Regions from separate parts of the Homo sapiens genome. Here regions 1, 2, 3, 5 and 6 are each linked to region 4. A link is a loop called in an ENCODE intact Hi-C map of the cell type or tissue named here. Cell type or tissue: PC-3. All regions are shown on one strand. Region 1 overlaps GMDS (GDP-mannose 4,6-dehydratase). Region 2 overlaps GMDS (GDP-mannose 4,6-dehydratase). Region 3 overlaps GMDS (GDP-mannose 4,6-dehydratase). Region 4 overlaps GMDS (GDP-mannose 4,6-dehydratase). Region 5 overlaps GMDS (GDP-mannose 4,6-dehydratase). Region 6 overlaps GMDS (GDP-mannose 4,6-dehydratase).

What was found. Hi-C counts contacts between places; a loop is a spot of excess contacts. Peaks named below come from ENCODE experiments on the same cell type or tissue, not always from the same donor. Only the 100,000 strongest peaks of a DNase experiment are listed, where the experiment ranks them.
Region 1: it touches region 4 in a loop (5-fold over the local background); 34 of 110 quality-filtered maps call a loop at or near these places.
Region 2: it touches region 4 in a loop (4-fold over the local background); 3 of 110 quality-filtered maps call a loop at or near these places.
Region 3: a loop joins it to region 4, with 4 times the contacts of the local background. A loop is called at or near these places in 8 of 110 quality-filtered maps.
Region 5: it touches region 4 in a loop (3-fold over the local background); 6 of 110 quality-filtered maps call a loop at or near these places.
Region 6: it touches region 4 in a loop (2.4-fold over the local background); 6 of 110 quality-filtered maps call a loop at or near these places.

What each region holds. Positions count from the first base shown.
Region 1 is chr6:2,194,017-2,199,016 of GRCh38, reverse strand. All of the region lies in intron 1 of GMDS (GDP-mannose 4,6-dehydratase), which reads left to right. Among named protein-coding and RNA genes, the nearest start is that of GMDS, 49 kb to the left of the region's middle. In PC-3, CTCF peaks have their summits at 2,535 and 2,735 (motif pointing right); a DNase peak (open chromatin) is centred at 1,756; H3K27ac peaks cover 1,362 bases.
Region 2 is chr6:1,951,252-1,956,251 of GRCh38, reverse strand. All of the region lies in intron 6 of GMDS (GDP-mannose 4,6-dehydratase), which reads left to right. Among named protein-coding and RNA genes, the nearest start is that of GMDS, 290 kb to the left of the region's middle. RefSeq lists an enhancer at 2,638-3,837. In PC-3, a CTCF peak has its summit at 3,104; a DNase peak (open chromatin) is centred at 3,301; H3K4me3 peaks cover 999 bases; H3K27ac peaks cover 1,696 bases.
Region 3 is chr6:1,684,274-1,689,273 of GRCh38, reverse strand. All of the region lies in intron 9 of GMDS (GDP-mannose 4,6-dehydratase), which reads left to right. Among named protein-coding and RNA genes, the nearest start is that of FOXC1, 77 kb to the right of the region's middle. In PC-3, CTCF peaks have their summits at 2,122 and 2,330; DNase peaks (open chromatin) are centred at 2,663 and 2,803; H3K4me3 peaks cover 1,781 bases; H3K27ac peaks cover 3,648 bases.
Region 4 is chr6:2,101,964-2,106,963 of GRCh38, reverse strand. All of the region lies in intron 4 of GMDS (GDP-mannose 4,6-dehydratase), which reads left to right. Among named protein-coding and RNA genes, the nearest start is that of GMDS, 140 kb to the left of the region's middle. In PC-3, a CTCF peak has its summit at 2,487; a DNase peak (open chromatin) is centred at 2,503.
Region 5 is chr6:1,838,094-1,843,093 of GRCh38, reverse strand. All of the region lies in intron 7 of GMDS (GDP-mannose 4,6-dehydratase), which reads left to right. Among named protein-coding and RNA genes, the nearest start is that of FOXC1, 230 kb to the right of the region's middle. In PC-3, no CTCF peak of the experiment used is centred here; a DNase peak (open chromatin) is centred at 2,113; H3K4me3 peaks cover 906 bases; H3K27ac peaks cover 1,339 bases.
Region 6 is chr6:1,914,969-1,919,968 of GRCh38, reverse strand. All of the region lies in intron 7 of GMDS (GDP-mannose 4,6-dehydratase), which reads left to right. Among named protein-coding and RNA genes, the nearest start is that of FOXC1, 310 kb to the right of the region's middle. RefSeq lists an enhancer at 1-344. In PC-3, no CTCF peak of the experiment used is centred here; DNase peaks (open chromatin) are centred at 2,138 and 3,118; H3K27ac peaks cover 2,400 bases.

The sequences.
Region 1 (5,000 bases), 92 kb before region 4:
TAGTTGTATGTTCTCTTTAGGTTAGCAATGGCAAACACTTGATATAAGGACATCATAAGCAAAGCTGTAAGCCATTACCAAGCCTGAATTATTGACTTTATGAATGGTCTGTTTTCTACCTGTTCTCATTCTAACCAATTGTGGTCTTAGAGCTAGGCTAGAGACACCTCTGTAGATAGACTAGTATAATTCTTCTGGTTTAGGATCCACAATTGCTACCCTTTCTATTCCAGACACCATGCATTTCAAAATGCTTAGTTTTTCTTGAACTTGTTGAGAAGTCTGATGTGGTATAGAAGTTTCAGCAGTTCTAATATTTTCCAGTTTCGCACAGGCAAACATAATTTTCTGATTTTGTAAAATACCTCGTAGCAGTAAAATGAAATTTTTCTTATTCATTTCTTCTCTGCAGCATTACTTTTCTTTATTGCTTAATTCTCTTGTTTTTTTTTTTTTGTTTATTTGTTTCTTATCCAGTGATCTCTGGAACATGATTAAAAACTCATATAAACTTGGACCTTTTGGTCATTGAAGAGTCTTAGCATACTTTGACATTTTAGAAAAGAAAAACAGAATTGAAGGGGACACAAGGTACATTGGTTTATGGGATGTTCCTCAAACCCTTTCTCAAATATTTTGGATGTATTTCATTTCCTAACAAATATTTTTTTCCTATTTTGAGGCAGGAAGTGAGGATATGCCTGTTGACAGGCAGCCCCTTCTTCAGGAATTACATGTATCTGTATAATGTGTACAGGCATATGCATCTGTGTATACATAGCCAGATTTGTCATCATGGCCAGGAAATTACCCTTTAGCTCCTGCTGCAAGTTCTGCATTCTTCGTTACTTTTCTCATTGGCTGGTCCTGGTCTCAGGCTCCCTTCCAGTGGCTGCTTATTTTAGTAAATTTCACACACTTTCCCATCATTCGTTCACAGTAAGCCTGTGGCACGATGTGCATCATTTCCATTTTATAGATGGGGATAGGAATGATCAGAGAAGTTACTTTGTACAGTGTCTCCCCGATGGTAAATGATAGAGATGGGATTTGGGGAGACCTGGCTTTCTGACTCTAATGCACGCATCCTCCACTGGTACCTGTGTTGTTTCTCAATAACAGCTTGAGGAAATGAATGACAGAAAGTAAAATCTGCCTTTTAGCCCTGCAGAATGGGCTCCTCTGTGAGAACGTGGCTTCCATGAGAGGGGTGTCTTCCTTTGCCATCCCTACTTGTGCCATTGTTTCTCTCACAAGGCGGCTGTGTCCTGTTAGCACCCAGAATTAGGAAGTGTGGAAAATTAAAGCCATATTATCCTGTTAAAGTGTTTCAGGGAAATGGGATACTTTGATTTGCATGGAGGAAAATGCCAAGCCCATGTGTCACTTTTTGATTTGTTCACAGCAAAGCCAGAGCTTCTCTAGTGCAGTGCTCCCTTGTGAAGGCAAATGGTGCAGGGCCAGGCAGGCCCTTTTACGGGAAATGTCATCATTTTTATAGACCTGGCCCTTGACGTGGTCAGGTTTAGCAACTTACTTGGGACCACACAGGCAGTGGAGCTGGAGAAACAGCTGGCAACAAAGCCTCCTCCTTCCAGCCAAATGGTCTTTCCCTGAAACTATCTACCTTCCTCAGGAAACTAGTCTTTTAATAGCATCTACCCTCCACCAAGAACCTGGGCGGGAGGAGGAATAGAGGCATCCTTTGAGAGCCTCCTTCCCACTCAGTGTTTCCACTTGGAGAGCTGGGCGGCCTTGAGTCGCTTGGATGAGTCAGGGACATGAAGCGCTTTGCCTTATGGTGCGGGAGAGCCTCTGGCATCACCTCCTACTAAAGCCAGTAATGGGAACAGTTATCATAATGGATGTGTCAGTTTGCTAATGACATTATTTAATACTGACTTTATTCGTTCTTCACATAAGACATTATTGAAACTTAAATTGAGGAAGTTGCTTCTCCTAGGAAGGGTGTGGGACTGCTGCTGGACACAGAGGTTTAACTTGCAACCCTTTTACTAGTTAAAAGGCTTAAATTTTCACTGGCTTTTTGACAAGTATCCGTTTAGAATCAAGTCATCACCACCATTATCATTAGAATTGTCATGGCTCCTGTCTAATGCACTCCAGCTGTTAGGCTAGTAAGCTTGAAGATAAAGGTATGCTTTGGACACATTCTGCTTTGATAAAAATCTTGATCACCCCAAGAGTCCCTAATTTGAAGTCAGAGTCACAAAGATTGGTGTTCTGCAGCTTTCCTCTTGGTAACAGAGTGTACTTTTGTTTAACTTTTTTTCCTGTGTTTTTTAACCAACATCTCTGAGCACCTATTACTACCTTGCTTGACAGTTAAGACAGCAACCTTTAAAAGTTAATGTGGTCTGTCCTGAACTGTCCAGAACTAGGCAAGAGGTAAAGAAACCACAAGCAAACCTGAGGCATGATCTGCAGTTTATTTGAATTTGTTTTGGATTCTATGTTTACTGTAGGCATCAAACACTGTAGAAAAAAACATAAGAAAACAGTTCTAGAGACCTGCTATGGTAGATTTCAGGAGTGCCTTCTGTACTTAGCAACAGTGAACTTTTTAAGTGCTTCCAAGTAGACTTGTGCCTTGTGACCCACACTATTACTACATTTTGGTAAAAGTAAACTCTTTCTGGTCTTGGCACCAAAAGTAAAACTTGTAGAGTCTAATTAAGGTTGTGTGCATAGCACTAGGTGTTTATCAGTGCAGTGAGGGAAATAAACCACCAGGTGGCTCAAGTATATAGCATCTGCGTGTTTTAGTCCTTGATAATTATAGTTTTGCAGTTGCTTTGTACTTCAGGGAGACCATTTAATATAAACCATTGTAATAATTTATCTAGTTTTTTACACAATCTTAGAATGCTAAAGTAGAAGATTGACTGTTTTGAACTGTTACTAATGTTTGTAAGTTTTTGGGCACAAACTTATGTTTTGCTTAATAAAATAAAAACTTAGACATTATTTGTGTTTTGGCTGAAATCAGTCCCCAATTGTCATCTTGGGATGTTATGATTATTTACTTATATATGTATATATTTATTTTGGCATATACTCTCCACAGTTGCAAATGAAATTAATAGATAGATGTTTAACTTCACTGTTGAAATTTAAACTGTCAGCATGATTTATTATTTATATATTTATTTTTATTAACTTTTTTTTTTTTTTTGGTAGAGACAAGGTCTTTCTTATGTTGCCCAGGGTGGTTTCAAACTCCTGGTATCAAGCCAGCCTTCTGGTTTGGCCTCCCAAAGAGCTGGGGTTATAGGCATGAGCTGCCATACCCAACCTTGTTGCCATGGTTTACATTGTCTTATTTTATACCTTCATTCTTTAGAAAAAAAGAAGGACACATAATACCTAAGAAATCAACATGTAATTTTTATGGACTTAATTATTTCCAAAGAAGGCTTTTAAAAACTTACTTTATCCCCTGAAAAGGAAGTTGCTTTGTAGCTTTCCACTTACATTAGGATAAAAAGAATAAAATGTCAAAGTATTTGCTTTACTTTAGAATATATATGCAGCAAAGTTCAAGAAAATTATCACAGTTCTCAGCAGACCAAGGCATAGCATCTCAGTTTTGGTTCTCATACTTTTTATATTTGAATCACAGAGTTCTTGGAATAGATTTTTTTTTTTTTGGCCTGATAGCCTTAAGGAATAATGGAAAATAAAACACTTCTTCAAAAATGTAACGTCTAATTTCCTATTTGTCTAGGTCTTTTTGCTTCAGAATTTTTGAACAGAATCATTAAGTACTATCGCTTCTACAGAAGAAGAAAAAGGAAAAGACAGTGAAATTCAAATCCGTTTTTTCTTTATACTAAGTCTGGTTAAAGCTTTTACTGGAGAAAAGATGCAAGCTTTTAAGCATGTGTTTTAAAATTACTATGATTTTACCCTTGCTAACTTCATGTGTGTATAATTACCTCAGAAAGGAAACAAAGATTTTTATTGATATTATTTAAAATAATGTTTTCTTTTTCTTTTTAGCAAAGTACAGGCTGATAATTCCAAAGGCTGTTTAAGGGGTAATTGTGGCTGACAGAGCAGCATTCACGGAACATCACTACTGTGCTTGGCTGGAACAGTGTCACTGTGTCTGAAAGTCTTGATAATGTTCAGTTGACTGTACTAATTGTCCTGTTTTATGCATGGCTAGCCAAGTGGTAACCAAGAGTTTTAAACAATGGATCTTTATTAAGGTATTAATTTTTGTCAAGGAAACTGACGTGATTTGAAAGAATGTTTACTGTGTGTGACACGTGTGGAAGAAATTGTTTGTGTTTTCCCCTCTTCCATGTTTAGGAAATAAAATAACCAAAAAGTGTGTGCGTGTAGCACTTTTTAACCTTAATTGTCTTTTATTTATATTGGTATCTTGATATAAAAATTGAAATTTGTTATAATGATAAAGAAATTAGAGATGTGAAACATGATTGATAAAGTAAGGAAGTAAAATTGGTAAAAATGCTTAAAGATATAATTTAGTGTTATAATACTTTTAGCTGAAATGTTTATTTATTGGGTTTAAACAACTATATATGTATGTGTGTATGTTTAAAATATATTCCATGAGGAATCGACCTTTAAGAATCATGAAGCATATTTTCCCCAACTTTCTTCACTCTTCTTTACAAGTCTTAATTTTTTGTATTGTGAATATTATAATGCCATTTCTCTCTGCTTTAATGTTCTTTTAAAGAACATTCAAAGATTACAGTGATTTAAAAAATTAACCTTGAACTCAAGAAGAACTCAATGGAGAATACAGAAGCACCTTAATCAATAGATGCCTTTTCCTCCCCTCACACACACACACAGTCCAAACTGCTGACAGAGCTGAGATTAAGCCAGGATTTCCTGAGGCATGGGAACTACCTAACTTGACTTACATCATGCTGAATTGAGAAAGACACATCATATTTATAATGCTTCTTTTTTTTTAAAAAAAAATAGCATTTTTGGCT
Region 2 (5,000 bases), 150 kb after region 4:
GTGCAGAGCCTAAAATATTTGTTGTCTGGGCCTCTAAGAAAACATTTGCTGGCCCCAGCTGTAGACAGATCCTCAACATTCGAGAAAACTTTCACTTGGGTTGATTGTGGGTTTCTCCTATGGTAGCAAGGTAGTCTTTTAGAAAGATTTCCTATAAATGTTAAAGAGCATAGTGAGCCAGTCCTTAAGCAGAATTCTGAAGTGCTTTGGCAGGTTGGGGTTCTGTTGTACTTCACTGCTGTATGCAGGTAACCAAGTGCTCCAAAGGATCAAGCACTATGACCAAGTGCTCTAAAGGAAAGCTAGTTGTCAGTGATGTATGAAACCAAATAAGCTAGTAACTGATGATATACATGTAGCATAGTTTGTCCAACAACCACAACTCCTGAGCTTGGACACGTGCTCATTACGGTTTTGACTGCCTTCTGTGTCTTTTCTCCATCCCAACCATTTTTGGTTTTCTTTCTTTTTCTTTTTTTTTTTTGAAGACTTCATTTATTTATTTAGGTTTTCTTTCTAAATATATTTGTTTTGAGAACCGTGTAATACATCTAGAGATGTAAGAATCACCTATGCTAGCATCAGATCAACAGTTGGAAATCACTGATTTAGGGAATAGAGCCAATAATCTGCGACTTTGCATCCCTCAGTCAGCCTTCCAGTCACTCCGTTGGTGAAAGCAAGAGGGTGGATGGCACTTGTGCTATAGACTTGCTTCTTATGAAATGGGAGCACTTTAGTAATATTTACTACAAATTAATAAGAATAACAGAATTTTAGAATTAAATGTCTATAAGTCATGAAAATGTATATAGTAGTATATGTTTTATGAATAACTATTACTATGTATTATATACTGATATTCACAGACATTAACCAGGTGCTTTCTTTCATATGTACTCAGTTTTTTAAAATAAAAAAGTAGGCAATCATAACCTGCATAACAAATTTTGGTAAATGATGGACTGCAGTGGTCCCATAAGATTATCATACTGTATTATAATTAAAAAGTCACATTTTTACTGTACTTTTTCTGTTTGGGTACACTTAAATACACGAGTTTAGGCATATGTTATTTTATTGCTTCGTAGATATTGCTTTTTTCTTCTTTTCATACTGAAGGTGTGTGGCAACCCTGCATTAAGCAAATCTGTAGGTACTATTTTTTCAGGTGTTCACCTCCTGTCTCTGTGTCGCATTTTGAGAATTCTCCTAATATTTCAAACTTCTGATTATTATTATATCTGTTACGGTGATCTGTGATCAGTGATCTTTGGTTTTGCTGTTGTGATTGTTTTCAGGCACCATGAACTGCACCCATAAAAGACAGTGAATTTAATCCGTAAATATTGTGTGTGTTCTGGCTGCTCCACCAACTGGCCATTACCACCCCCTGCCACCGCCGCCCCGTTCCCTGAGACACAACAATATTGAAATTAGGCCACTTAATAGCCCTCCATTGGCCTCCAAGTGGAGGAAGTAGTTGCAGATGTGGGGGAAATAGCAAGAGAGCTAGAATTAAAAGTAGAATCTGAAGATGTGACTGCTTTTATCGTGTGCAATCTCATAATAAAGTTTTCACTGATGAGGAGCTGCTTCTTATGGATCAACAAAGAATGTATTTTCTTAAGATGGAATCTATTCCTGGTGAAGATGCTGTGAATGTTGTCAAAATAACAAAAGAAGGGTTTATAATACTACATAGGTTTAGTTGTTAAAGCAGCAGCAGGGTTTGAGAGATTGACTCCAATTCTGAAACAAATTCTACTGCGGGTAAATGCTGTTACACAGCACTGGATGCTACAGAGAAATCTTTCCTGAAAGGAAGAGTCAGTGATTGCAGCAGACTTCATTGTTGTCTTATTGTAAGAAATGGCCACAGCCGCTCCAGCCTTTAGCAACCACCATCCTGATCAGTTAGCAGCCATCGACACTGAGGCAAGCCCTCTACCAGCAAAAGGCACAGATGGTCATTAACGGTTTTCAGTGATAAAGTAATTTTTAGTTAAGGTTGTACAGGGCTTTTAAAAACATACTATTATTACACACTTAATAAACTGCTTTTTCCTTTTGTATTGTTTCTTCAAACCTGAAATTGTGTATCTCCCTGGCTGTTCCATTACATATCTTTATTTTTATATTTACATACATACAGTATTCTTTTTGCCACAAATGTGGATATAATGATAGCTTTCTACTGGAAATACAGCTTCACATTATCTGTAATAGAGAATAGACTCTCTAGGGAAAAAGGTTTTGTTTATTATCTCAAACTGTTTAATATCTATGAGGAAATAGACATGTACAAAAATTTTCTTGCCTTATTACATTTCTTTGAAAAACTAAACAATCAGACTTGTCATAAAGATATTAATTATTATATAAGTTGTGAACTATGGGGAAAATATTGAGAGGTTTTTTTAATTATTTAAAAATAGTTCATAAATAAGTATATTAGTTTCTTTTCAAATATGTTATTTACCAGTAATAAAATCTACTCTTAAAGATTATGCTATAAATTGGAACATGGGAAGCAAGCCTATTTAGTAAAGCTAACAATATTTCTAGTTTTGACTGTTTATTACATTAGGAGGTAAATAAGAAGAATAACTACTGTTCATCACATATGTAATGTAACCAGTTGGGGCTAATTATGTCTTAATTCTTAACATTGGCAGAGTACTTTGGCATGCCATAAATACAAATATGGTGACCTTTACAAAACTATAAATAACACTAATATGAGTGTATTCTAAATTAAGAAAAAACATTTTGCATGATAATTAAGAGGGAACAAAAAATACATTCTACCTTCTACTTTTGGAAGGTTAAAAAATTTAATGATTAGATTATCCCTGATTTCCTAATTTTGATGACAGTAGCTATTGTGAATAAAGGGTGAAACACACATAATATTCAGCATTCTTTTTTTTTAAATGTGATTTTTCAGTTTTCAGTATGAGTGTAGAATTAGCCGCTTTGATTTCCTACACTAAGAACAGCAGCCTCGGTTTCTGTGAGACTTCCTAGGGTCCACGTCCTGGAGGAGAAAGCCCTGACCCAGGGGTGTGACGGAGAAAGTTGTTCTGTGCTGCCGGCTGTTGGCAGGCCTGCCTCTCATACCCAGCAGCCCTTTGCTTTCCGCAGGAGATCAGTTGAAGATTTCCGTCTTTCGATGAGGATATTTTTCTTATGTTGACTCATTTTAGTCTTTCGATCATTAGGAAAGTTTGGGCAATGTAGTAACCTCTACTTCCAGGACTGACTGAGGAGGTGATGTTTGGTTACATGAGCCTACCTCGTGGGCCGTTGGTTACCAGCCGTGAGTCACTCATAGGGATTGGCTTCATCCCTGGATACCTTTAGCCTGAGTAAGAAATCACGTTCCCTGTTGACAGCGTATTTCTTCCATTCTCCTCCCACTCTTTCTTCTCTCAGTGTTTAAGAATGGGACATTTACTCAGTCTGGGTAAAGCATTCTCTCTCCCTGTGGATCTTCTTTTCTCTTCCTTTCCATATTTGCCTAACGCCTAACTGAGCCTCTCTTCTACTTGCCATATGTAACTTTGCTCCTCTGTCTCTGACCATGGGGCCTTGCAACAGATCCATCACTACCTTCTTCCCCCAGGAGCGCTTCCGTTGCTAAACTGTCTGTTCAGAATTTCATGAGATCCTAGTAAATACTTCCAGAAAGCTGGTTTATTTTGTATTTCATTCTGAGTCACGAAGAACTTTTTTTAATCATCTCCCAGCTGAGGAATCAGAGGGGTTTGGCTATCATCATCATCATCATCCTTACTGTGAAAAATGCACGCTCATTAGCTCTTCGTGTTGCGTTTGACATAGTGATTTAATACTCCACAGGTACTTTCAGAGACATTTTGACTAACTTGTTTAACTTACAAATTTTTTATCTGTATGTGGAAATGAAATTCATGTGTACTTCTATTTTTCTCTATTTTTTAATTTTAAAAATGTGTATTAAGCCATTAGATACTATTTTTTCCTTGAAAGAGCTTCTAGGGAGCAGCCAGTTAACATCCACCTGTAGGTATTCTCCCAAAATACCCTCAGAATTTGTGAAATAGGAATTTAAAGCTTCTTTCATCTCCCTTTTTTCAGCAATGAGGAAACAGAAGCAGCATGAGATTGAGTTGTCCAAGGTCGTGAAGCCAATAAATGCTAACACGGAGACCAGAAATAATCCTAGGAGAAGTCATGTAAATATTGTACATATTTGTGGAAATAACATATATACGAATTTTAGAGTTGAACTTGAGCAAAGAAACCCCTGTGACACTGAGTGGGCCACCTCAGCTTGGCAGTGAAGCAAGTGGACAAGTTGGAAACGGAATGTCTCAGCTGCTCTTATCTTTGTAAAAGACCATTAGTTTGCTTAAAGGCAATATTCCTTTAAGATGTTTGACAGAAATAATTACAATAAACATAGTTTTATAATATTAGAATATAAATGTGATATGAAATAAATAACTTCTCTTGCCTGTTATCAAGAAGTTGGTAATAGGAAGAACTAATATAAAAGACATTAAAAATCAGGCCGGGCATGGTGGTCATGCTTGTAATTCCAGCACTTTGGGAGGCTAAGACAGGAGGATAACTTGAGGCCAGGAGTTGTAGACCAGCCTGAGCAATATAGTGAAACCTCATCCCTACCACAAAATAAAAAATAAAACATTAAAAATCATGTGGCAATGGGAAGCTATAAAGTACTTTAAATATACCCATAATTAACCGTGTGAGATTGCCACAAATGGATGGTGTACTAGCACTGTTTAGATACTGAGCCATTTCTAGATGAGATAGGACATTCCTTTAAATATGGGCTTCATAAGAAATCATATACATCAGTCTAAACACAGTATTCACCTGACTGAAAGAATCTGGCATTTTTAAGGTTCATGAACTTGTGGTTTTGAGTTTTCGTCTTGAGCATTTTTTTAGCTGCCAAGTACTTTGCTTTATAAAATGTCTGACTGTAT
Region 3 (5,000 bases), 420 kb after region 4:
GAGCAGTCCGATGAAGAGGAAGAGAGAAGTGGTTGCAGAATCCTTCCCTAACTGTATTCTACCAAGTTTGAAGTATGGAATCCCACACAGGCCATTCCTCCTGCAACTCTACCATGGTTAAAAATATATATCTGACACAACCACAACCTCAGCTTGATTTAATAAAAATAACTTTGTGTCTGTCCATGTAAAAGGTCACTGGTGCTTATTATGGCCCAAAGGTTATCGTTTCAGAGCCTCATTTTTCAATGCAACCCTCATAGCAAGAACATGTTATAAGAAAGTAACCTCTACAGTAATGATCATCCACATCTGCATTCTCTAATGTCAGTTTTAAGTGATTTTTAGGGAAAATGGCTGATGTTGAAGTGCTATCATTTATTTCCCTTCCAAAACTTGCAGGAATATGTAGAGAGCTGACTTTAAAAAAATAAAATAAACTCACATTCCTCAAACAGATGCTGTCAATTGGAAAAGGCAGTACCCCCAAAATCTGCATATACCTCACAAGTGTTAGCTGGCTATCTTTATATAATAGCTACTGTATCCCATCTTGGTGCCTCTAATGAAGACCATTACAGAAATACGTTTAACATAAATTAAACTCTACATGGGAGTATTAAGTCCCCAGGCAAATTCTTTCTTTTTGGCTGGTATTTAAGATAAAGACCTCATGAGAGCTGCAGTGGATTTGTGACTCAATAGCTAAATATATGCTTTGAAGAGCGTGGAGAGGTTTCAGAGGAGAATCACGGAGAGGATGTAATGTAGAAACACACACAAACTTTAGAAGGTGGAGGGAACTGGAGTTGCTTGATTGCTGGAAGCAGATCCAAGTAGGAGGAAGAAAAAGAGGTAGACCAGCTTGTATTCCACACAGCACGCTCCACGTGCGTGACCATAGCAAGGTGCGGGGTTTCCACGAGCCGTCGTTCATCTGTGTAATGGGGGCAAATGCCCACACTTGAGAGTTTCTGAGACTGGTAGAGAAAATATGCTTGACACTTAGTAGGTGCTCAGCAAATGCTGGTATTCTTTTTGCTGAAACCCCAAAGCATCAGAGTCAACATTGACTCCCCTCCCTCTCTCACACCCCACAACTTATCCATCAGCGAACGGTTCACTCACTCTCCTTCGGAAATCAACCCAGAATCCAGCTGTGTCTCACCAGCCTCCCAAGCCCCGCTAAACAAAGCCGCCATCCTCTCTGCTGTGGATTTAAGAGCCTCACGGCCTCCATTCTTGCCCTCCTACAGCCCATTGTGAAGATAGTGGCACTTTTTACGTAAGTGAGACCACATTACCTCTCATTCAGAACCCACCTGTGGCTTTACAGCTCTCTCAGTGGAATTCCAGGTCCTTCCCGCAGCTTACAGTGTTCTCCATGACCTGCCCCGCCCCAACCTCACCCCGCTTAGCTCCTGCCCTCTTACCCCCATGCCCTCTCTCCAACCACACTGACCCTTCAGCTTCACCTTGGGGCACTGACACCTGCTCCTCCCCCAGAAAGTTAGAGGGCAGGACTGCTCCCCACACTCTTTCAGTCTCTGCATCAGAGAAGCCTCCGTGGCTTCTCTGAACCCCCCTCACGTTCTTCACCTGCCTCTTTGTGTCTCTCCTCCCGCTAGAATGGAAGCTGCATGGCTAAGGGCCCTGTCCATTGTGCTGGCAACTCTCTCCCTAGTGTCAAGGACGGTGCCTGGAACACAGGAGAAGGACGGTGCCTGGAACACAGGAGCTTGCTGATGGCCTGCTGAGTGGAGGAGTTAGTATTGGCCCTGGAATCCAATGGGAAGCGTTCTGGGCTGAAATTCAGAACACCTGGGGCCTGAATGCAGCTCCTGACCTTGATACCTACCACCTGTCTGATCTTAGGCAAGACCTTGACCTAGAACATTGGCCTCATCCTCCTCCCCTGGAGGTTGGAGGCCTGCGCCACTTCCAGGTCTGAAACCCAACCAGCCCGTGAAGTGCGGGAGAGTCTAGGTAGCAGGTGCTGTTCACGTCCTTCCTGATGTTCAAGCCTTGGGGGTGTTGCTGTAGTTGAACAGGAGCTCTTTCGTTTCTGTTATGGGAGTTTTTTGTCAGTGAGAAGGTTCGTGAACCTTGAAGGGGTTACTGATGTAGGTAAGGACATCTCTGGGGCCTGACAAACGGGGTGGCGCCTCTTGTCCTGGAAAATATTATAGTTGTGATTTTGCCTAAAACTGAGGATGGAGTTCCAGTCCTACTTGTGATTTTAAACATTTGTATCTTCCTTTAAGTAAATATTATTTGGGATGCAGGAAATGAAGTTTTGGAATATTTCAACAGATGGCGCTGCTGGTAGCTATTATCTGACTATAAAAATTAAATTTAATCCTTACTAATTTCAGTAATTTCATTTAAAAAAATTGTATTGCCTCCAAGGATAACACATTAGTTTGTTTAGTCCTTTATCTTACCAGTACCTCAGAGTGAATGGTTTTAACCCTTTTATAAAGCATTGCCAGCCCTGCAACCTGGGCAGCTCAATTTCAGAAGTTGCTGCGTTAATGTACTGTGCACTGTGACTCAGTGCTGTCATAGAAAATGTGCCAAAATGCTTTACTCAGAGGGAAAGATGGTTTGCATATAAGTACATTCCATTATGGCTTATGCCATAAATACAAGCCAACCCGGGGGGGATCTATTTAGATCCTTTAAATAGATGCAAATATTTTCTTAAATGGTTATACAAAGACAAATACTGTGACTAATCAGTGGACACAGAGAAAGATGCGTGCTTGCTAGAGTCTAAGGAGAAAATGTTTTGCAGAGAATGATGGCCAAAGTGTCAGAGATCCCAGTGACACTCACTCATCAGCTTCCCCCCACACCCTCTCCAACCATTTCCAGTTGGTCTTCCAGCAAGACCATTTTAATTATGTAGCCATGCACTTGCTTCTGGGTGTGGTTTCCCTGATTGCATACTTAAGTGCAGATTACAAATATTTGGCAGGATTCCTTCCTCTGTGGGAACCAGACAAGTCATAACACCAACTGAACGCTCTACACTGTTGTGCGGGAAAGAGGCCGCGTCATCTCGGGTTTCAGAGTGCAGAGCAGGAGAAACTGGCTTCAGTTCTGCTCCTCTCTCACAGCCACATGCCCCCAGCCAGCAAAGGGTCTGTAATGAGGGCTACAGACTTCGCTTCTTCTGCCACCACTGTAACCAGACCCACGGCCAAAAAGAACCAGCCAGAAAGCCCAATGTGGAGCGACTTCTTGTCTCAGAAAATGACTCCACGGCCTGTGCTTTATGGCATGATCACCCAGAATGCTAGAGAGAAATTAAGATTCGGGCATGCACGTCTATGCCAAAGGAAGACTTCACCAGGGGATATTCAGGAATTCACTGATAAGCTTAAGAAGATTTTTGCAATTGTTAGCTCTTAAAATCATTTTTAATTAGTGAAGCAGAGAAATGCTGAGTGAAACAGCCATACTTTTCCCCAACTTGATTGGGAAAATCTCCATCCTGTGCCCCTCCATTCCTTCCCATCCTTCCTCTTCACTCCGTTTTTCCTGGTAAATGTTATGGCCACGTTCTGAGCAACCAACCTCCCTGTGCTCTGTGCGGCCAGCTTGGAACTGCAGGTGGGGGAGGATGGACACCCATTTCCTGTCTCCCAATCTGGGAATCCATGGGCATAAATCTGCAAACGCTGGCATAGTCATTGTTGGCATGAATGGAGACGAGGAATATATTGTCAGCAGGCCTTTGAATTTCATTTTCAGATTAAACAGTTTTTTTTAATTAAAAAAAAACCCTTACTAAAGTCGCTTAGCAAACAAAGAGCTATACTGTTTGCATCATTGAAAACAGAAGAGCAATAGCAGTGCCAGATACTCCTCTATTACTTTGTTTGTTTGTTGTTTTTTGTTTTTGAGATGGAGTCTCGCTCTGTCACCCAGGCTGGAGTGCAGTGGCGTGATCTCGGCTCCGGCCTCAGCCTCCCAAGTAGCTTGGATTACAGGCATGTACCACCACACTGGGCTAATTTTTTTGCTGTTTATAGTAGAGACGGGGGTCTCACCATGTTGACCAGGCTGATCTCGAACTCTTGACCTCAAGTGATCTGCCCACCTCGGCCTCCCAAAGTGCTAGGATTACAGGCATGAGCCACCGCACTCAGCCTCCTCTATTACTTTTTAATTCAAGTGTCTCAAGGTGCTTTACAAGTGTTAATTAAGTCTACCTTTTTTTTAAGGTGGGTAAGTAGTTAAAAAAAAAGGGGGGGGAGAGAGGGAGCAGTTTTGTGTCATAGTATTTGAAGGAGAAAAGCAACACTTAAGCCTGACATCATTGTGGCTTCAGTGGCAGGCACAGGTTGATAATTCTAAATGGCAACTAACAGGAAGAGGATGAATAATTTACTGTGTATATTTACTTGGTGCCAGGTGCTGGACTCGGTTTAACCCCCAGCTTTAATGAGGTATAATTTATTTAAAATAAAAATCACCCACTAAGGGTGTACATTTGATGAGTTTTGGCCATATACAGTTGTGTAACCATCACCACAGCCAAGACAGGACCATCTCCAGCCCCAGCAAAAAGCTCGCTCCTCCTGCTTTGTAGTCAGTCCTGCCCCCAACACCGCCCCTTTTCTGGTCACTGTAAGTTTAGAATGTTGTGTAAATGGAATCCTTCAGTATGTGTCTTTTGTGCTGGCCTTCCTTTACCTGGCACAATGTCATTGAGATTTACCATGTTCCCCGGTGTGTCTGTTCGTTCCTTTTCATTCATTTCATAGTCTTCGTTCGTGTGGATGCATTGCCGCACAGCCGTTCACCTGAAGCTCATTTGGGTTGTTTCCTTTGGGGATGATACGAATGTTGCTGCTGTGAACATTTGCATTCCTGGTTTGTGTGGACATGTGTTTTTATTGCTCTGGTTACATACGTTTGAGTGAGCCCACGGTTCATCTGGGAAGTATGTCTGTGGCCAGGCTCAGGCTGTTTTCCACAACCGCTCTGCC
Region 4 (5,000 bases):
CACAATATTAATTTCTAGATGCTATTTATAAAAATGGTGGGTAAAGAGTAAGTTAGTAAATACACTGTGAGTAAAACTTTTCCTTTTTTTTTTCTTTTTTTGAGACAGAGTCTCGCTCTGTCGCCCAGGCTGGAGTGCAGTGGCACCATATTGGCTCACTGCAATCTCTGTCTCCTGAGTTGAAGCAATTCTCCTGCCTCAGCCTCCCGAGTAGCTGTGATTACAGGTGCCCACCACCACGCTCAGCTAATTTTTGTATTTTTAGTAGAGACAGGGTTTCACCATGTTGGCCAGGCCGGTCTCCATCTCCTGACCTCAGGTGATCCACCTGCCTTGGCCTCCCAAAGTGCTAGGATTACAGGTATGAGCCACCTTGCCCAGCCAGGATTCTTGATTAGATTACAGTATGTAATTTACATAAATTAAGGTGAAGACATAAATGATACTTTGTTTAATACCATAATGTATCTCCCCCGCCCCCAAAATTTGTATGTATATTTAAAAAAATTAGACTTAATACCTCTTTTAAAATACATAGTAAAGCTTGATATTAAATATGATTTCTACTTTATCCTTACATATGGCGGAGTTTATAAAATTTGCCTTGTTAAAGTTGGATCCTTAAAGTTAGTACGGTAAAATAAAATGAAATCTTTTCTAGTTCAAAAAATGTAATGCGTAAGAATTTTTTCTGCTACTTTGTACTGTAAATCATTAATTGGATACCTTACCAGTGCCAGCAAGAAATAAATCATATGAAAATGGTTTGAATGTATCAGATTTCTATTTTTTGAAAAATGTCTAAGATCGAAGATGAGTGATTAGTAGGTATCACTTTTACTCTTTGAAAAATGGCAGAGTATGTTCCTAGTTTGGAAATGTTAATTTAAAGTGTAATCCACAGCGAATTTAGATTTGCTTTATTTATAAGAAACCGCACATCAAGCCTTGGTTTGGCATGTTACAGCTCCGTTAACAGTTTATCGTTAAGAGACTGATTCTTTAGAAAATGTTGCACCCTGAAAGGTTAGCTCAACTTGTGTACGGTTCTAGTGTTGATAATTAAAGTGAAATGTTTGCCAGAGAAGAGGAGTATTGTGTTGATAGCAATTATGCAGTTATTCTAAATGGGAGCTGATAGAGAAGAGGCAGCAGTTTCGCACTTCTTATGCTGTTTGGTATATCAGGGTAAAAAAACCTGTTCCTGAGTTTCTTTTCTACTCCCATTCCATATATTTCATTGGTGCCAGGTTTTTATTTTTTTAGTATATAACAGTAAAGTCTTTTAGAAATTAGTGGTATTGACAAAATAAACCTTTTAGGACATTCTTCAAGACTGTCAACCCACATTATTAGTACTGATGGTAAATAACCAGTCTTTACCCTGAGTGCATGGATTAATTGTTACATGGTGTAGGGGACAGGGTTTTTTTGTTTGTTGTAACATTCCCATATGGCTCACACTAGAGTGCCTTTCTATTTGTTTGTTTGACACTAACTTATCTTAGGACAATTCAGAGCCAGTATGGTCAGTCCTAAAGGGGAGGCTGAGAGGCTCTTTAGTGTGGTCTGATACATTTCTCCATCTTCCCTAGAGAAGAAGTGTTTGAATATTTGACAGAAGTTAGTCGATTATTATGTCACAATATTTGAGTTATTGGTTGTTTACATAATGTGTGTAAATAATTTTTTCATCTGTTTGCTTTGCATTTGCTTTATATTAAATATTAGGAAAGTGTTTTGGTTTAGTGATCATTTCTTTTTTTTTTTTTTTTTTTTTTTGAGACGGAGTCTCGCTCTGTCACCCAGGCTGGAGTGCAGTGGCGTGATCTCCGCTCACTGCAAGCTCCGCCTCCCGGGTTCACGCCATTCTCCAGCCTCAGCCTCCCGAGTCGCTGGGACTACAGGTGCCTGCCACCACACCTGGCTAATTTTTTGTGTTTTTGGTAGAGACGGGGTTTCACCATGTTAGCCAGGATGGTCTCGATCTCCTGACTTTGTGATCTGCCCGCCTCAGCCTCCCAAAGTGCTGGGATTATAGGCGTGAGCCACCGCACCCGGTTAGGTTTAGTGATCATTTCACTCTATCATTTGGCAAGATATTTAGATTGCAATTTAGCAAAAATTAATTTATCTTATTGGAATTATTTACTTAAGTGACTTAAAATTTCAACTTTTGTTTTTCAAGCATAAGTTCATCAAATTTGCCAAATTAAAATTTATCAGCAGCAATAATGGAAAAAATCTATTGGTTATGTTCAATAATATTATGTTAAATAATGTAACTTCAGTCATTTTTCAGTTTTATAAATTTGCTTCACAGAGAAAGAAATGGAAATTTCCAATAAGCTTTACGTTTGTGTAGGGAAGCAAATTATCCCTAAAGCTTCCTTCTTCATCCCTCTAGATTAGAGACATGATTGTTTTTGAAACTGAGGAAGTTTCTGGTGTGTTTAAGAATGTTGTGCTCTTTTATACACATAGATGGCAGCAAAGAATTAGACAAAGGAAGTGAACCTTGCAGTTGTAGTGAAAGATGAGTGACAGTACAAACTGACTCCATCAGCATAGCTGCCTGTGTCTCATACTTAAACATAAAATAAGAAAGAAAGCTACTATTGATAACACAAGAATATAGGAGAACGAAGAAGGCTCTGAGAAGCTGTAATACACTGAATTTCTGGACAAATCCCAGGTGGGGAAGCTTAATCTTTTAAGGTATGTCATCCACTCCTGTAAGATGATTGAAATCAGCTAAGATAATATGCATGTCAAAATAAAGAGACAGTGAAGGGCTGAGGGGCAGTAGGGCCAGAGGGAAGTAAAAGAGAAACCACGCACAAGTTGCAGCGGCAAGCAATAGCCTGCTGCCTGCGGGCACTGTGGAGTTTGGCCTGCATGTCTCCTCTTTAGTTAAGCAAGTTACAAAGAGGAAATGTCAGTCCACGAATCAGGCAAACATTCCCTGGGAACGTTTGCTCAAATGTCAGCATTTTAGAAAATAGAACTGTAGTCTATTATGGTTCAGTCCCCATACTGGGTTTGCTGTTAAGTGCACAAGCACAAATATATTGCTTAAGAATGCATTTGCTATTAACAAGTCATTTTATGTCTTAATTAACATTCCTAAATAATGACATAATCACTATAAAAGATGACAGTCATCATTATAATTAATATTTAATATGTGTGTGCTTCCGAGGACCTTTCTGTGGCTTCTCACAAATTTCCAAGGTAATTTTCAAGTTTTAGAATTGCATTTGGTGAGATCACAGTCATGAGGATCTAATGAAGTAGAATCATATTTAGTAGAAACTGAGATTCGGAAGTGAGTTGTAGAAAAGCAATTTGTAACATGTCCTTAACAATCCCATCACCTCAGTATCTTACTAATTATAAACGAAATAAGGGCTTCTTAATGCCACTAGAGTAATGCTAACATTGTTTAGGAAAACATTTCTCCTACCCTCTATTTTTTTTCTGGTCTACTCTCAGGAATTTTAGTACCACAGACTAATCTCTGGGTCACAAAATTTATTCTAAAGGTGTGTATAACAACGTGCTTAAAAGCAGTATCTGGCAAGTCTCTCTTGTGACAGCAACGTTATTTCTGACATAATTATTTTCTTAGTAAATTTGATATCTTAACAACCCCTTCCCTCATTTCTGAGTTCAAAAAATAACACTTAATATAATTTATTTCTCATACTTAATAAAAGCTTACTTGAGAGCATATTGCCATTCATCCTCTAGCTGCTTCCCCCAAATGAGGTTAGAAGGGAATGCGGTTTGCGAGGGTATAAGGTGGTTTCCAGCATCGTACGCTGTGTACTGTAATGGGCCTCAATGTTGTTTTAATGAAGCATTAAACATATTCTGGCTGTTGCTTGTTACTTATTAATGATTAATTGGTTATACTCTGTCATATCAGTAGAAAAAGAAGATATGTATGTAGTTTTTCTGTTTTAAGCAGTCTACTGTGTTAACTTCAGTTTGTATGCACAGATATTATCTGTGTTACCCTAATATTTTTAGTAGTGTAGGCGGTTTGAAAACAAGGACAAAGAAAATTCTGATGTCTAAACACATAATCTTGCAATTTTGTGAATTTTTAATTTAATTAAATGGAATTTTATAAGTTGAACTTTCATTATCATATATTTCTTAAAACCAGGGTGTAAGATAATTGAATTAGTCACAATTACATAAACATTTCTTTATAGGTCATTTTTGAGATAGCAAATGGGTTTTAGATTAAAAGGTTGTTTAAAAACAGCTTTTAATCAGAATATAATATGTTTTGCAGGTGACTGCGTACTTTTTCTTTTACACTTTTAGCCCCTCTTTGGCAGGCATTAGATTTAGACTGTGACTTTCTTAATGCAATAACATCGTGCAGATTATTTATGTGACCTTTTCACTGCCACGGTTTTCATTAAACGGACAGTATTGCAACACCATTTCCTTCAATTGCTTGGTTTCAAAAGAATCGTGTCTCAAGCAGGCAAATCTAAGTGATTTGTGTTGCTTACTAACTGAAGAATATTGTTTTAAAACTTTTTTTAAAAACCAGCATATTAATTTTCTTCATATTAGCACTAGAACATTTATTTTCCTTGACAATATTTTATAAATATTTTGCATGAATAATTAAATGTTGGATAATTAATAACATTTTTTTCAATTTGCTTATAATTTTTAAATGGGCTTTTAAAAATGATACACTTTATAGTTTTTGATGCCCTTTTTAAAGTCTAAAAACAGATTTTGTATGAATTATAGGGGACTTCAATGTTTTATTGGCATTTTATAACCAATTTTAATTTATGATGGCTTTACATTTGTTTACGTGACTACATCTTACAAAATCTTAGATATTTGAAAAATTTCCAGTGTAGTATAATAATAGCTTAAGTAATACTTGCCTTGTTTGTCTTTCTTACTTACTTTAACTTTCACATGGTTAATTAAGTAGCATTCCTGTTGATTAATAAACTAGA
Region 5 (5,000 bases), 260 kb after region 4:
CTGTTGCTCAGGCTGGAGAGCAGTGACACGATTTCAGCTCACTCACTGCAACCTCCGCCTCCTGGGCTCACTGACCCTCCCACCTCAGCCTCCTAAGTAGCCGGGACTACAGGTGTGCACCACCATGTCCAGCTAATTTTTGGTAGCAATGTGGTTTCACCATGTTGCCCAGGCTGGTCTCGAATGCCTGAGCTCAAGCAATCCACCTGCCTTGGCATCCCAAAGTGCTGGGATTACAGGTGTGAGCCACGGCTCCTGGCTGAAATTTTCTTATTTAAAATATACAATGTGAGCCTCTGTACCTCATTGCAACCTTTGAAAGCAAGAAATACTAGGCAGTTTATCCCCTATCCCCACCCCTCAAAATAGGATATTTTTAGCTTCAAGTAACAGAAAATTTGAATCAAATTGGCTTTAACCTTAAAAAATGTATTGTCTCCTGTAATCCGACATTTGGAGGTAGGCTGGGATTTGCAGTTGGCTAATACAGAGTCATCTAGGACCCAGGCTTCTCTTTGCTGTCCACAGTATTGACATCATCCCCAGACTGGTCCCTGCTGTGGCTGTAAGTCGGCTGCCAGCAGCAGTTGGAGTCACATTCTTCTCCATTTGGAGAAACAGAGTGACTTCCCTGGCCTTTCCTGAAGTCCTCAGCAGGCCTCCTCTCCCATCTCCCTAGCTAGAGTTGGGTCATATATCCAGACCCAGGCTATTTGCCAGTCAGAGGAGTTGGGATTGCCTTTCCTTAGGCTACTGCTGTGGGCAGCCTCCCTGATGCATAAGGGCAAGAACAAACACCCAAACTACAGTGGGGTTCCCTTCAGAAAGGAGAAGGTGGGACTGTAACGACCACTACAGCAAAGCCACTACAGAAGACTTTTTGGAGGAGGGGATTTTTGTGCTGGGTTTTGAAGAATAAATAGAGTTAGGAAGAGGTGAGGTGGAGATTTTAAGTTGATGGAACATCATATACAGAAAGTTCAGAAGTGGGAGAGAACACAGCCTTTGAGAGGGAACTGTGAGTATGTGAATATGGAGAATGGTTAGAGTCACAGGGGATGAGCCTGGGGAAGAGTCCATGTGTGTCACGTAGAAGTCTGAATGCCATTCCGAATTGTGAGAGCATCCAGAGAAGATATGAGGAAGGTCCTGGTTAAGACAATGGTGGGAAAAACGGAGAGGAAGTGGCATTTAGGGAAATAGGCATTGCAGGACGTTCTGGCCAGTGGGATAGAAGTGAGTGAGAAGAAAGCAGTCAAGTGGTGGATATGAACAAGTCACGTGTCCTCCAGCCACTGGAACCACCTGTGTCAGCGTCCTTCCTCATGGTTCTTCCTCCCTTCCTATCTGTGTCTCTACATCACAAACATACACATGAACACCACCTACCTGTACCTGTACAGAGAGACAATTTCTATAGCAGTGACACTACAGCAAAAATAGGGATATATGTGCAAAATATTGTTAATTTGTTGTGTTACCCATTCTGATATTAATAGCGTCCCCTTTCCTAATCTTTGGAAATCTTTTAAATAAACAATTATGCTTATTTGAGGAAAAAAATGAGTTGGTAATTTCTAATTAGCAGTGACATGGATCTTTAGTAGGAAGCAATCATTTCAAAAACGTTAGCATTTGGTTATCAGCTTGTGAGTTTGTTAGGTTCGATAGAAGTTTCACTTTGCAGTGAGAGTTTGGGAGGAAACACTATTTTCCAGGATCATGTTTCTTACAAAGGACTAAAATATGCTTAAGCCAACCTCCTCCCTGCATAAAGTTCACCTCTGAACTAAGACCAAACTGAAAACAAGGAACGCCTTGAAATATTTTGGGATGTTCTGAGAGCAAGGGATTCTAGGAGAGAGAGTTCATTTGATTTTTAGCACTTCCAGCACTTTAGCACTCCTTAAAGGTAAATGCCCATGACTTACCACCCTTATTCTTTTACTACATAGGATCTTTTTATATCACTATAAAACATTAGTCAACAAAGCTTAAAAAAATCCCGAGAATTAAAAATGTCTAGCTAGTTCAGTCTCTGATACCTACATTCTGTTTATGCAGTGTGTCCACCTGGCAGAAACATGAAAAAAATTTGACTCATAAGTTTCCGTCTGTCCTGTTTGTTTGTAACTTGCATTACGTGTACAGTGTAGCTGGATGGTGCAACAGTCGCCCTCACAATGTCATTAGTGGCTGCCAGATCCGGTGAGCTCCAAACTGCCACTGAGGCATTTTAACCAACCCGAACGCTGTTTGTTGAGATTACCCTCAAGACCACACATTACGGCTATTCTACAAATTTTTCCTTTTTTTAAGTCTAGCAGAGTCACATGCCAGTTTTGGCTCCTTTGAGAAAGCAGGCTTCTGGATTAGCTGGCCACCAGAGCCCGGTCTCCACTCAGTGCTCCACTTGGAAGTGCGGCTGACCCACACTTTGGTTTCTTAGAGTAGCCAAAAACGAGCATCTGGCCCTAATTTAGACTGAGCGTAGGGGCTCCCCACTAGCAGCAAATACGTCTCTTGCCCTCTTTCCTCTCTGCTGGGGTATAGTGTGGGGGCTGGATATCAGCAATACATGCTCCTGTTTTCCTGGCTTGGACTCTCTCACTTCCAGTAACATTCTTCTTTTTACTTGCACAAGCCTAGTTGACATTTCTGGTTGGCATGTTTGCCTCTGTAAGCCATTTTCATGACTGCTGGGTTTATTTAACACTCATTCAAAAAGTTTTGGAGAACCTACTATGTGCCAGGCACGTGATGTATGTTCTGGAAGGGGTGAGGAGAGGCAGAGCGTGAGAGGGGTGGTACCACTCCTGAACTAGAGACCTGGGTGCCCCTTCCAGGTGGGAGGTCTTGCAAAGTCTCAACAGAATAGCATTCACTTATCTTTTTAAAGTGGGTATTGCCTAATGAGGGCCCTTTCTAGCCCATCTTTTGGATTAAAATACATTTCAAGAACTGTGACATTTGAAGTGCACTGGTTTTGTGCGTAACATTCTGTGAGAGTTTTACACCATAGCAGAAAAAATGCAGTCCTCGCCTCTCATTGCTTCTATCTAGGCATTTTCTGCCTAGGAAACCTCAAGGAAATTTAAATAATACACTTCCCAAATCATACCTCAATAAAGTTGATTTCAAACAAATGAAAACAGTTTCCAAAATATTCCTTTCACGATTGCGAGCCGAAGACGAAACTGGTTCTAAAGCATCCCACAAAGGCGCAGAGGGCTGGCCAGAGCCAAAGAGCAACCCACGTCCCCTCGGCTGCAGCCTGCTCCTCACACTCATCACTGGGACTCCTGACTGGCAGCACACCCTGCCCCTTCCATGGGTAGCATCTAGTAACAAGTGCTTTCAGCTTTGCCTGACAGAGCTCATTGTGAAGCCCATGATTTTATTTCCACTTCCAGGGTGAAAATTACAACATCAGTTGGAATAGTACATCTGACTTGGAATAGACTAGAGTGGTCAGAATGATGGATCTGATATATACTTGAAGGGATAATTGTACACAACCAGTTTAAAAGCTGGTAAATATTTAAGGGTCAGGGGTTAAATGTCAAAGCCACAGTGCTTGGGCTCAGCTCCATAAAGTATCTAGAATGACTGCTAATTAAATCCAGGGTATATTTCACCAAAGGGAAATAAATTTGACAGCTAACAACCAATACTGGATTACCACCTTACAGAGGTTAGGGATCATGCTAGTAATTGTAGGTGGTTTACAGTTTTTAACCCAGTACTAATCGGGAGGATGATTGCTTACAGTTACAGATTACCATACTAAAGAAAGTTAAGTCTTATGAGCCAAAAATAAGCAGTACCACAAGCATATAGATCTGGGTCCCCTGGCTCACTTCTTGTTTAAAAATAAATGCCCTCTGGCTGTTGCGGAGCAAATCACTAAAACAAATGTAGACATGCTCACTTTTTTTTTTTCTGAGCTGAAAATTTTCTCTGTGATTAATAATTACCAACCAGTGCTGTAGCCAACTATGAAATTAGATGAATTGGATTTTCAAACCAGAGCAGCAAATTGAAGGCAGAAAAATGTCGGCTAAAGGTATAATAGTCCCTCTCCTAGTCAAACACTTGTCGTTGTACTTAGGTAATGTGATATTTTTCTCAAGTTCAGCATCCTTACATGGGCATGTAATTTGGACGCTCCTTTGGATGTCCCACCTCAGGGAAAAAGCTGTTTACCTTCAGATGAGATATACCTTATGAGCACTAAGCAAACAGAGTAATTGTAATATTTTAATAGGTATGTTTACATGCAGATCTTGAGATTGTTTCTGCATTAGGTGATTTATAGGGCTATATTAAGTAAATCACACTTGGAATGCTGTTCCAAAGAATGACTCATAAAATACTGCCATCTCCCCTTTCTCCTTTCAATAGAGAGCTCCAAGGGAAAGAGACAAAAGAGGAATTCCTCCGCTCTTCATACCAATCACAGTACTAACCAAGAAATCATCCCATTTAATAACAGTTCAGCTATTTTCGATATTTTATTTGCATTGCCAAGTCAGTGTAAAATAAAATTGTCTAACTCAAAATTTCACAGAGGTAAATTTATGTGGAAAAAAACAGCCAAAGCCTTTATAGAAAACCTCATCATCCCTGATACTCCAACTTCTGCAGGCTGAACTAATTACTGCATGATCTTTACTTGAGGTATTGGTTATATCAATTAAGTTGTTAGGAGTAATTTCAATAATGCTAGTGTTTGAGAGAACTACATAGCAAACATGATTTGCCTTAATTAGACTTTTAAATTCAGAGCCCTATCTAAGTCTGGAGCCAAGAGCTCTATTTTGATTCTCTTCTGTATTCACTTAGTTGTAAAGGGAAATTTTTTAATATGTCTGGCTCTAAGTAATTAGTTTGCAAATTTGTAATGTGAGATGTTGTAGGAGCTGAGTTGGGAAAGGAGAGCAAAGCCTCCTCCCTTTTTCTTTTATTAGCATTTCCTGTATCTGGAGACTTCCTGCAAG
Region 6 (5,000 bases), 190 kb after region 4:
GTATCTGTTATTTCAGTTTTCTACCTGTTGACTTCAATACAGCTGGGATAATTGATGGCTTTGTAGTGCTGATTTGATCCTGAAATCCCTGTGACTCTGATTGATGGCCCAGGGCATCAACGGTAAGACCTGGCAACACGGAATGGATACTGTAGGAAATGGGCCAGATCTCGTGTAAGAATAAGATGTTTAACACTGACTTGCTGGAGAAATAAGTTTAATATAGGCTGGGGACTTGGTTCCATGTGCTTCTACTCTATGCCTTATTGAAGGTGAAGAATATTCAAAAGCCATTGTACTCTTGGGATCAAATTTCCAGAGGATTTTTGACTTGTTAGAGTTGCTTCAGAAACTATGCTGCATATGCCCCAAACAGATAAATTTGAGGTATAGTTAAGTGAAAGTCTCCTTTTCCTTTTAGAAGAGAAAAACAATTGGACTTCTACTAGGGCCAGTTAGTTACAGGTACAGTTTACAGAAGCCGAATTATGTAAAGGCAAAATTGAGAAATCCTTTGAGAAATTGTCTTTACATTGTTGGCCTAAGCCTCATATGGAAATTATTAGTAGAGTTCTCAAAGAAAGGGATGAAATTACTCCATAGGATAGCTTCCCTAAGTACCTCTCAGAGTTATGTAAAATATTTGAGATCACTTTTACCATTTTTTCTCATAGAGAGAATGGTTGGGCTCTCACTATAGAGAGAAAAGTGAGGGAGACCTCTGAGGAGCAGTCAGGACTTTGTTAGCTATCTCATGTCGGTCTCTCTTGGGGAAGCTCCTTGAAGGCAGGACCTGGATCCTATCCCTCTTTATCTTTAATCATCCCTCCCAACATGCCTGGCACATAACAGATGCCCAGTAAATACCTGAATTGGATCTCCCTGCCCATCATTTCTTTATAAAATTATAAAAATGAAATCTGTATATATGAAATGTGTTCCATTTCTCTTACTATTAAAAGATGCTTTCTTTAGCTAGCACAAGACATTGCCCCCAGAATATGATCTTACCACACTTAGGTTGAGTTGTGCTAGATTTACTTGATATCAGCAAAATGTTTGCAAGCACCTTTCTTTCTGGTTGAGTGCAGATCATAAATGAAAGGAAGTAACGTCTATATGTTCTCACACAGTGGCCAGTTTCCTGATTATCTCTAGATTCTACTATTATTAGACTTTATTCCTAGCTTTATTTTTACTTTTGATTTACTTATTTATTTTGAGGTAGGTCTCACTCTGTCACCCATACTGGAGTGCAGTGGCATGATTTTGGCTCACTGCAGCCTTGATCTCCCAGGCTCAAGTGATCCTCCCACCTCAGCCTCCTGAGTAGCTGGGACTACAGGCATGTACCACCATGCCCGGCTGAATTTTTTTTTCTTTTTAGTAGAGATGAGGCCTCCCTATGTTGCCCAGGCTGGTCTTGAACTCCAGAGCTCAAATGATCTGTCCACCTCGGCCCCCCAAAGGACTGGATTATAGGTATGAGCCACCATGCCCGGCCTTATTCTTATTTTTAAAGGAAGAATATCTGAGCAGATAGAAAAATGGAAAGGCAGAAGGATAAACTGGCCCTGTTTTACAAAATAATATTTAAAAATCACTAATATACCATTAGCTTATAAGACCAAGTACCCATGGGAGTACTTGATGATATTGACATCAGCTCATTCAGAAACCTTTTTGTGTGATCATCACTCTATTTCCTCTCAGTTTTCAAGGATCTCATTTGTTAGAGGATTCTTCTAGAGAGCCAGAGTTCCAAGGAGGGCTCTATTATTATGGAAAACCGTCACACTCTCCCATCCCTTCTCTTCTCCCCTCTCTATCCTCTCTCTCAGTCTGTACCCATCACCAACACATGCAAATTAGAAGCAGGTCATGTTGTAATAATAGGACTTTATTTTTAAATACATATAGAATTTAAAGATTCTTATGTATTTATTTGACAGTGGCTCTGGGAATATCTGTGGAAACAGTGCAGTAAGAAGAAAAGAAAAGCCTTCTGCAGTACCATTTTCTGTCCCTCGTGAGTGTGATTTCATTTCCTCCCTGGTCGCACATCACCCACATGCTCAGACGACATATCCCTGTTCTTGGGTCCGTCCTCCAGCTTCTGACTCACAGAGCAGAGCGATAGTCTGTGGGTGCCTGTGTTGGAGGGTACAGGTTGCATTCCAGGAAGGTGACTCGGCTGGCATCCTGCCTCTCGGGGCATTCTGTCACCAAGTCCACAGGATACAGATACCCCATTCAAGGTAGCAGAGCTGCGCCTACTTTGTCTCAACAGAAAAAGGCAGAGATGAGGATTTCAAGGGCTGCATAGTTTCATGTGCTTTTTCTTACAGTGTGTCCTTTAGTCAAGAATTACTTGCTGGTTTTGCCTGGGTCTCAAATTTCAAGTTTGAAAATAAAATATAAAGATCTATCACTAGAACTTATTTTAAACCCTGGAAGATTGTCCTATTCTATTCCTGTAGTGCTTTGTCATTTACATCTTTGTATTTGATTCTCCCAACACATATTTGACCATGGTTAGGAGAGCACGGATTGTTTTTTGTCATTTTCATAGGAAAAGGCTGACATTGAAAGGAGAAACCCTTGTTTGATGTCTTCTCTTGGTATCAGGCAGTGGGTTCCAGCCCTGCTCTGCCAACTCCTCAGTGCAGTGACTTACCATGATACTGTGCCATGTTTCTGGGCTGATTTTTGGTATATTTAGTCATTCTTGTGAGATTTTTAAAGTCATTTTTTTTTAGTGACTTCAAGTGTTGATTGTGTAGCAAACGTATTCCTCTCGCTAGGTATTACATATAAACTAGCATCTCTACTGCTGGCCTAATACCTCTAATCATCCTGTGAAACCACTCCAGTGTGAGGAACTGAGTGTGAAGGAAACTGTAGAACATCTGAGGAGCCACATGTGAAAAGGCCAGTCCCTGTGTCCTAAACAGACTTCCTCTACATTAAGCAGTCCTTTAATAGTTGTACAATCATATAATTTGAAGAAGATATCCATTCTGTACAGGAAATACAAGTTTAACAGAAGTCGTTTCATTTGATCCTTATCTTCAAAAAAAAAAAAACCTGAAGAAGCTTGAAGACGTGGCATGGGTGGTTTAGATTCCATTGCCTTTTGTCAGTGGCAGTAGAAGCCTCATTGTAGTTAAGCATCTGCCTGGGCCTCTGGGAAAACAAAGCATCATTAACTGGCTGGCTAATGAGTCATCTATTAAAATTATCCCTAATGAATTGTGGGTTTGCTTGTTTAATTGCGCGTGGTATTGTGCTCTCAAATGTTAGCAGTCCAGTGGGGCTCAAAGAAATTACACTGGCTTTATTGAGCATTTCAGTAGGATTCTTCCTAAGTCACTGTGCCACGATTGGCTCTCTCTCTTTCTCTCCCTCCCTTTTTCGTCTCTCTCTCTTTCTTTCACTCTCCTTTCCCTCTGTTCATCCCTACCTCTCTTTTTCCCTCTTCCCTTTCCCTCCTTTCCCTTCCCCTCCCTTCAGCTCATCTCCTCTCTCTCTCCCTTTCTTTCACAGATTGTGGGGTAGGAATACAATATGAAAACTCTTACTTTGGAGAATCTGCGCTAATGGCATCTTGAGTATGAACAGCCCCCCACCCCCGCACGTGAAGGGTTGATAGAGCCTGGTGAGCAGCTGGCAGACGCCCCATTTTCCTTCAGCTGCACCCTCACGTTTCATCAGCGCTGGTCACTGTGGGCGTGCTACCTTGTAACTAGGTGGCTGCTGGTCTTCCTTTCCCTACAGCCATGTTGTCAGTCTAGAATGGGGTAGCAAAAACATCATAGGAATAAAGGGCTAAACTACGTAAAAACCATGATTGTATATTGAAAAATGCTTAATGACAGTTTTTACACCAGTAAGAATGCCAAGATCTTCAGGTACAGCTTAGCTTCCACCTGCGAAGCCTGCGTGAGCAGTGGCTGGGCGGGACATGTCTGAATGGTGAAGGTGTTGCCACCTCCCAATATGGCCCTTTCTTTATGAACAGCTCTAATGGTCAGTTGTTATTTTAAAGTCAAAGCCTTCCTTGAGCCTGAAACCATGAATTAAAATATCCAGTTAGTCTTTATTTTCAAGTTCAAAACCTTATTGCGTACTGAAAATGCATGAACTACTGGACACTTTTACAAGCTTACTTTCACAGGAGTCTGGTAAGATACGTGCTATTCTCATATTTTTCTCACTAGAGGGAAAACATAAGGCATAGAGAGAGAGGCTTGCTGAGTCTGGCCCAGATCAGGCGCGTTCATTCGGCCGACCCTTGTGCTGGCTGTACCCTGCACTGTGATGCTCTCTCTGCCTCCCACATGGCTGCCAGAGTCGCCTTTCTGAGATACAGATACTGTCATATTTCAACTTAAAACCATCACTGTCTCCACCATGGAATAAAGGCCGCTGTCTGGAGCATGCATTCTCGGCCTTGGGCAGGGCCCCAGCGTCCTCCTCCGGAGCTGGGAGCTGCTGGCCCTGCACCGTGCCGGCCCTGGGCTGCCCCTGCTGCTTGCCCTTGGAGTCCTGCCCTGCTCAGGCTCAGCACTCAGCTGCCTCTGCAGATGCCCTCCTCAGGGGCCCTACTCTCCTGGCCACTTCACTGAAGAATTGGCCATTTCCCGCCTTGTCTGCAATGCTTTATTCTCAGCCCTGTGAGCCTCTGCCAGGGCCTGGCTGACAATGCTTGCATCTGGCCCCTAGCATCTCTCACAGCGTCTTGAACCCCGGTGCTCAACTGCCTGAGATTGAACTCAGTCAAACCAACTCAGCCTCAAATCCAAGTGTCCAGCTTCTTTATGGGAAAAGCAAAACCACTGGTTCTGTGGGGACACATATTCTCTGCAGATACAGTGGATGGTTCGAGGTCTAAGGGCATGCGAGGCCTCCGTGCTGCTCTCCCTTTAGTGGATGCCAGCCACCTGCTGTAGCTGGAGCCCAGGGTGGGCAATGGCTGGCCACTGCCTGACTTGCAGACC